Regions from separate parts of the Homo sapiens genome. Here region 2 is linked to region 1. The links are chromatin contacts, found by Hi-C in ENCODE. All regions are on one chromosome and are shown on one strand. The core of a region is the stretch at or near the end of the contact, and the rest is flanking DNA. Distances in the headings are between cores, read along the strand shown.

Region 1 (4,140 bases), core at 766-3,265:
AAAAAATGGAGAAAATCAGAGAACAGTCCACGGCTATCATACCAGAAGTGCTATAACACCATATTCAGCAACAGAACACAGGGAACCGAATGGTGAGACACATTTACAAGTAGATACACTGACAAAAGCAAGTTAAGATTATGTATAAAATATTAGTTCCATGCATGTCTATATCCTGAGGTAATTTTAAATTTAAACATTGTTTTATGTCCAACTATAATTTTTTTCTTTTTAAATGGTTTTATTTTATGTGCAAATAATGAGCAGATGTTGTATCCATAAATTCTACTTTCCAAAAACAGGAGCTTTTTAACAGAAAACCACATAATAACTTTTAAAAGGCACTAGGATTCCTCTGCTTCTAGATCATTGCTAGGCTAGAAAAATAAAGTTTTTTCTACCAGGAATCAGAAGTTAGAACTGAGTATTCTCCAAAGTGGAAATTCTAGAGTGTAGTGTCACTCCAGGCAAAGATTATTCAGTTCTCATCCCAAACATCCACAACTACCTATCAGAAAGGTTAAACCAAGTTGAAACAGTCCAGCATAATTAGGCTTCATCAAACAATGTCATTATGCTCTTCTAAGATGCAAATAAACCAAAACAGGAAATACTAAAATCAAAATATTTGACACCGTCATACAAATTGTTAGTTCCTTGTTGTCTCCCCCCTTCTATAACATTAATAAAGTGAATATTTTACTGCAAAGAATATTTTATTTTATACATCACTAGCCATGATTTTTTGCCATTAGTGATTATACAAATGCTGTCTAGTCCATTATCCAGATGACATAACCATTTTACGTCCACAATTCACTTCTACAGTTATAAGTAGAATTTTCGTGATTTACATAAGTACACATATCAGTGAAGATTTAATACTGAGATGCAATCTAACATCCGTAATATCTTGTGTTTTGTAGATGGCAGTGTAGGAGAGATATATTTTAATCACTTTTCATTTAAATGAACTTATGTAAAAAATAAACTAATAATTTAGCAGTTCCAAGTCTCCAAAGGGCATTTTCAAATGTCCATAAAATAAATGGTTACAGAAATGTTTAAGAAGCATCTTCATGTCCACATCCTGTTGTAACTGCTGTACCATTTTCTCTTCCAACTCCTTCCCTTTGCCTGCAAGACGGGCTTGGGTAAGATGGATGCTTTGCTTGACTTCTTTGATATCCTGAACTTTCTGTAGCTCTTTATTTTTCTTCAATCTGTTCATTATAAATTTAGCTTGGTGTTTCTGTTTGATCTCTTCAACTCTCTTCATTGCATCAATAGTTTTATTCCATAGCTCTCGCTGGTATTTGATAAGTTCATTTCTATGTTTGTCAAATTCAAATGAATTATCTACTGTAAGCTCTTTACCAGCTGCTTTCTGGAATGGTTTGGTCCGCCTAACTTTGCGAGGATTGCACTTCTTTTTAAAGTGTTTATGACATTTAGATTTACAAAATCCGAACACTTTGCAATCGTTGTGGATGAACAACATGTCATAGCCAGGGTAGATGGGCCCCGAACAGAAATAACACTTCTCGATGCGCATGTTGAACCCGTGTGGTTCCCCACTGACCACACGCTAAGCTTGAGAGCCCAACTACAATTTCTTTTTTGACTTTTCATTTTGAAATAATGATAGAGTCACCAGAAGGTTCAAAGAAAGTGTACAGGGAGGCCCAGTGTACCCTATACCTAGCCTCCTTCAGTGGTGGTAACATCTTGAATAATTACAGTACAAAATCAAAATCAGGAAATTGACATTGAAATGCTCCACAGAGCTGATTCAGATTTCATTGTTTTTATAAGCACACACGTGTGTACTTCTATACAATCTTATTACGAGTGTAGCTTCCTGTAACCACCAACACAATCGAGATACACAACTGTGCCATCACTACAAGGCTGCCTCATGCTGTAACTGCCCAGCGGGTTCACCCTGCTCACTGCCTAGACAGAGCTGTTTTATCAAGATAGGGGAATTTCTACAGAGAAAGAGTCATTCATGCAGAGCTGTCTGTGTGGGAGACCAGAGTTTCATTATTACTCAAATCAGTCTCCCTGAGCATTCGGGGATCAGAATTTTTTTTTTTCTTTTGAGACGGAGTCTCGCTCTGTCGCCTAGGCTGGAGTGCAGTGGCGCAATCTCGGCTCACTGCAAGCTCCGCCTCCCGGGTTCATGCCATTCTCCTGCCTCAGCCTCCCAAGTAGCTGGGACTATAGGCGCCTGCCACTGCGCCCGGCTGATTTTTTGTATTTTTAGTAGAGAGGGGGTTTCACCGTGTTAGCCAGGATGGTCTCGATCTCCTGACCTCGTGATCTGCCCACCTCGGCCTCCCAAAGTGCTGGGATTACAGGCTTGAGCCACTGTGCCTGGCCTATTTTTTTTTTTTTTTTTTTTGAGACAGAGTCTTGCTCTGCCGCCCAGGCTGAAGTGCAGTGACGCGATCTTTGCCCCCTGCAACCTCCGCCTCCGAGGTTCAAGCCATTCTCCTGCCTCAGCCTCCTGAATGGCTGGGATTATTGGCGCCTGCCATCACTCCCAGCTAATTTTTGTATTTTTTAGTAGTGACGGGGTTTTGACATGTTGGCCAGCCTGGTCTCAAACCCCTGACCTCAGGTGATCTGCCCGCCTTGGCCTCCCAAGGTGTTAGGATTACAGATGTGAGCCACTGTGCCTGGCCAAGTGTTTAGCTTTTTAAGAAACTGATATTTTCCAGAGTGGCTATGCTATTTACATTACTATAAATGTAGGGAAATAGATAATTTTCTCTCAATCTTTCATAATTCTTAGTTGGGATGGGCCACTGTAACAAAAAACAGATTAAAAAGAGACAAATAAACAGAAGATTATTAACATGTATACCTCGTGTAGTATACAGGGAGATACCCAGAGAAATTGGTAAATTTCAAAGAGGTGGCTTTGAACTCACACTTAAATGCCATGTCTGCTGAAACAAAAAGAAGGGTGTAGGGAAAGTTGATTATGCTCAGGAAAAACTGGCAAATAAGAGTAAGATTTGTTATGGAGATTTAAGTCAGTGCCTTCTCCATCAATAAAGGATAACTGTCTCCAGTGACTTAGAGTCATCCTGTCCTCCTGGGGTAATGTGGATGATAAGGTAACTTCCACTCTGTTTTCAGAGCTTCTCCTGTGGTTGCAGTTTCCCAAAATAATCAGCTCAAAATAGAGAGGGGAGAGGAGAGAAAGAGAAGGAGAGTTATCATAAGGAATTGGCTTATGTGATTGTGGAGGCCGAGAAGTCCCACCATCTGCCATCTGCAAGCTGGCAGCTGGGGAAAGCCAGGGGTATCATTCAATCTGAGTCCAAAGGCCTGAGAACCAGGGGAGCTGATGATGTAAACTGCAGTCTGAGGGAAGGAGAGAGTGATATTCCAGCTCAAGTCATCTGGCAGAAAAGAAGGACCAAATTCAGGGCTGGGCGAGGTGGCTCACGCCTGTAATCCCAGCACTTTAGGGGGCCGAGGCAAGTGGATCACTTGAGCTCAGGAGTTTGAGACCAGCCTGGCCAATATGGTGAAACCCCATCTCTACTAAAAATACAAAAATTAGCTGGGCATGGTGGCATGTGCCTGTAATCCCAGCTATTTGGGAGGCTGAGGCGGGAGAATCGCTTGAACCTGGGAGGCAGAGGTTGCAGTGAGTTAAGATCGCACCACTGCACTCCAGCCCGGGTGACAGAGTGAGACTCTGTCTCCAAAAAAAAAAGGCCAAATTCTCCCTTCCTCTGCCTTAAAGCCCTCAACAGCCCATTGAGGAGGGTGATCCACTCATAGACAGAATTGGAAATGACGTTTTGCCAAGTATCTGGGAACCCCATGACCCAGTCAAGATGAAACATAAAATTAACCATCACAAATGCTAATGATCAGATATAAAACGGGAAGTGGGGTAGGGAGTACTTAGAGGTGGGGGGCAACAGTTGTCACTGCAAACAGGATGGTCAGGGAACCTGGCCTGAGACAGTAACATGTAGATCTGAAGGAGAGAGTAGGGGGCTTGAGAAGGGAAGTAACTCACCCATGACCCTCACCCTTATCCACTAACTCCTAACTCTGTGTTCTCTCCCTGATGATAGCTGGTTGTTTTATTTTCATAAAGTCGTGAGATGT
Region 2 (4,140 bases), core at 438-2,937, 450 kb before region 1:
GGGGCTGTGAAAAGCTCCAGTGCAAACTTCAGTCAGCCCGGTTTTCTGTGTGACCATGTGGGTCGGTCGGCCTGGTTCTCTGTGTGACCATGTGGGTTGGTCGGCCTGGTTCTCTGTGTGACCATGTGGGCTGGTCGGCCTGGTTCTCTGTGTGACCACGTGGGTCGGTCGGCCTGGTTCTCTGTGTGACCATGTGGGCCGGTCGGCCTGGTTCTCTGTGTGACCATGTGGGTCGGTCGGCCTGGTTCTCTCTCTGTGTGACCATGTGGGTCGGTCGGCCTGGTTCTCTGTGTGACCCTGTGGATCCGAATGCCTGCCAACCTATGTTGACGGGTAGTGTGAATGAGAAATAAACTTGGGAATGTGTTAAGCCACTAAGATTTTAGGGCATTCTGACACAACTCTCTTTTTCAATGACCATCACACCAGTGGGTTTCTCAGTGGACATCCAGAGGAAAAATAGGGTGCTAACTTTAAGAGCAGATGACAAGTCTCTATAGGACACAAAGTTGTATGTCTGCATAAATGAACAGTTTCTTTTCATTAAAAAAAAAAAACTTGACTAAAATTTTGGTCCACAGTCCAGCAATAATAATCCTTTGTTCAAAGCTGCATAAAGATACATTTTCTCACTCTAATTTGTAGGAGACATTGCAGAAATTCTTTTCTCACACATCATTTCTAATAATATCACTTCATATAAACACAATTTTCAATGCAACGAGATAAGGGATCGCCTACCTATTTTTAGACTCTCTCCCACTTGTGAGCCTAGCCACTGTTGTTTATATACATTCGGAGTAACCTCCAAGCTTTTATGCTGGTAACTGCTTCACATTTGCCAATAGCATCAAGCAAATGACAGATAGTATCATCTATTTTACCTTACATTTGTGAAGTATAATCAAACAATGGGTTTGGATCTATTTTAGACTGTCCAGTTCAATGACGAATGTGGATCTATTTTTACAACAAACATGTTGCACTTTAATAAGATTAGCAAAACAAATCTGGTTGTTGAATTTCCCTGTTAAACTTCCTGATAAATGGTTGGTGCATTAGTCATTTCTTTGTTTCTTCCTTCATTTGTTCATTCATTCTATAAATATGTATTTGGTGCCTGCTTTGTGCCAAGCATCGAGTGGGCTCTGAATGTCTGAAGTCTAATGTCTAGGAGTTTATGATGATATTAATTTACAGTAAAATATCTGATCATTGAATCGTCAGTAGTTGCGGATATTTTGTTTTAATCATACAAATAGATGAATATTAAACATATCATTTTTTCATGGCTACATGGGGACATGATGAATATGAAATAAAGTCTCTGAAAGTCAATTTACTTAATTTCACTAAGGAAATCATGACTATCAATGGTATACAATGCTGGGGTGAGACCCTGATCCTTGAGCACAATTAAGGCAGAATTTGAACACTTATAAAAAGCTGCATACGTATTTACAATTTGTGCATATAGATTTCAAGGGATTTTATAACTCTGGTAACCCTGAAATATGTAGAATCCATAGAAGATATTCTCCTGCCTTGCACACCAAAGACACTCAATAAATACTTGGTGGTGATGCGGTGTCAAGTGGAGGCTTCCTTCCCCTAATTACTAAGAGCTTCTCTTGCTTCAGTTGCTCTCACCCTCTGCAGCTACTGTGGCTGGTGGAACGGGCCCCTGAGCATGTGTAGCTGACTCATCTTACACCTCGAGAGGCATGCTTGCTGCAGGCTGTGTCCAAAACACACTTATGTTTATAACCTTATTTAAAAGTACTTTAAAAGGCAGATTCTTGTAGTAAACGTATTAAAAAGTCAATACACGGAATAGCTTGGTTCACTGGTTCTCCGCTGCTTTTTCCATCAAATCAGACATGCCATGTCTCATAGGCCATATACTCCAAGGCTGCAACCCAGCAGCATGCAGGGGTATCAGCAATCCTGAGACAGAAACCTCCCACCTGCAGGCTGACTTCCTCCCACCTGCCCCTCAGCCCCTCTCACGCAACAAAAAGTTTAAAGATGCAACTGAGCGTTCAGTTGTTAGAGCAAAAATCTTGAATCTGAGCTAATTTGTACACAGCGTATACAGTAAACTTAGCAGTTTACTATCAAATTTACTTGTGAAAACATTCATGACTCATCTGGCACTCTTGTCACTGAACCATCACTGGTCATTTATTCATTTATTTTTACAAGTGATCTAGTTAAAGTAATATGCAGATTGACTTTGTGGTACTGCAGTAGAAACACTTAAATTCTCAGAATAAAATGTCGAACACTGAACATGATAACTACATTTAAACTCAGGCCTTTCCTTTTGTCTGTGTACTTCCATTTATGCCTCTGGGTGTGTGGTGTAAGAAATGAAGCTGAATCTATACTGAGAACATGGGATGACGATGATACCTTGTCGTGATATTTACTAACTGGAACAAATATGAACCATTAGTTATTTGAACTTTTTAGTTTTTTTGAAGCAAGTTTGCAGTATCTACCTGTAATGCAAAGAACGTCGCATAGTGAACATTCAAGGTTCAAAACACATTTCACTTAGCACCTCAAAGAAAAAAAAAGGCAACAGACCTCAATGGCACTATTGAGACACATTTGGTCAGCATCCATCACATGGTTTTGGAAATAAAGTTAACATTAACCAAAATTTCCTTTCTCTTTCATTTTGCAATAGCAAACCAAAGATTTTAGTTAAAACAACAACAATATTAAACTATAAAATTCAGTTAAATCACTCACTGTTCTTTTTCGCTATACAAAACAAAATTCCCCCATAAAACAATTACCAAATCATATTACAGCCTACCTTGCATCCTATGTAAAGTCTTACATAAACTGTCTGATACTTATATGTCCACAACTTATTCCTTTTAGAATTTTATTTTACAACAAGAAATTTTATAGTAGGTTTTCTTAAACTAAGAGACTACTCAGGGTTACTTATGCATGTTTCTAGGGCATGCATAAACAAAGACAGATTACATTTAAAAAGCAGGAAAAAAACAGAGAATCCGGCTTTCAGCAGATGTTTTCTCTCTCTTCACTTCATGTGGTCTGATGGATGTATTTTGTGCTCTCTTTTTTGTTTACACCTTGACATAAGAAGTAACATGAGCCTTCTCCACAGCCTGCTATCAAATTTTTCTGAAAGTTGGTAGAGGAATGGCAAGATTTCAGTAGGAACTACTGGGTGGGCAAATTAGTCAGGCATGAATTAGCAAAGTTCTACTGTAACTTGACTTTCAAGCTTGCTTCCTGTAACATTCAAGATCATGCTCAGCTGTATATGAATCTGAAGTATGAACTACACACGATTACATATGCATGACTGATTATCATTATTGCTGGTATCTTATTTTTTTCTTTAATGGTTGTGAGAGAATCTGCCCCACCCTCTGTTAGAAAAAGCAAATGGACTCTGCTCCTTGCTTATTCACTATTCCTCCAAGCAAAACACACAGGCTCGCGCACACGTGCAACTCACAAAAGGACAATGACCTGAATTAAAGCCACAACACAATGATTCCATTGTCTCTAAAGTTGAATGTCTTCTTCTTGAAAAAATACGATACATAAGGAAGCAAAGGGAAATATGCGTGATAAGACCTCTGTAAGACCGCATATTGCAGGAATATTTACACAGAAAAGGTTTTCAGATGGCCCAAGAACACAAAAGCAGTATGAACAAAAGTTTAGATTCTGTTCTATGAAGTCAGAACTTAACTACTTTAATTTGTCTAATTCCACGTTGCCCAGAGCTGTGGTGCCGAGGTGAACTCATGATCCTGAGGGAGGCTGGTCTCTAAGGCACCCATCATAATTCTACTCTGTGATCTCCATGGGCAGGGAGCCTATACTAGAAGACAAACGGTATGCTCCCTCTATCTTTCTTCTTGTGGATGTATCTTACATATACTTTTTAAACTACAATTATTGAACAACATGCTGTCCTCTATTCGTCTGTAAAGCAAGTATGCAGTTGTCTGACTTATTTGGCAGTAGGTAAACAGAAATGAATGAGCCTGGAATTTCGTGCTGGGTTGAGAGCTGCCTTTTTGATCATATGGACCTTTTAGCTCCTTAGCAGGATAAAGTTCAATGAGGACAAAGTTAAAGTTG

What was found. A loop is a pair of places that touch in the nucleus more often than their neighbours do. Pooled maps may share reads with other maps.
Region 2: a map with no recorded cell type shows a loop between it and region 1 (9-fold over the local background). The contact joins two enhancer-like sites. A Hi-C loop is called at or near these places in 6 of 37 single-sample maps with no recorded cell type and 2 of 50 pooled maps.

The regions. Positions count from the first base shown.
Region 1 is chr18:57,835,891-57,840,030 of GRCh38, reverse strand. It overlaps the pseudogene RSL24D1P11. Among named protein-coding and RNA genes, the nearest start is that of ATP8B1, 35 kb to the right of the region's middle. Within about 2 kb of position 2,015, at least 3 of the 41 ENCODE cell types and tissues checked have a DNase peak (open chromatin) inside an H3K27ac peak, as active enhancers do.
Region 2 is chr18:58,287,143-58,291,282 of GRCh38, reverse strand. The region is part of intron 5 of NEDD4L (NEDD4 like E3 ubiquitin protein ligase); the gene reads right to left. Among named protein-coding and RNA genes, the nearest start is that of MIR122HG, 160 kb to the left of the region's middle. Within about 2 kb of position 1,687, at least 5 of the 41 ENCODE cell types and tissues checked have a DNase peak (open chromatin) inside an H3K27ac peak, as active enhancers do.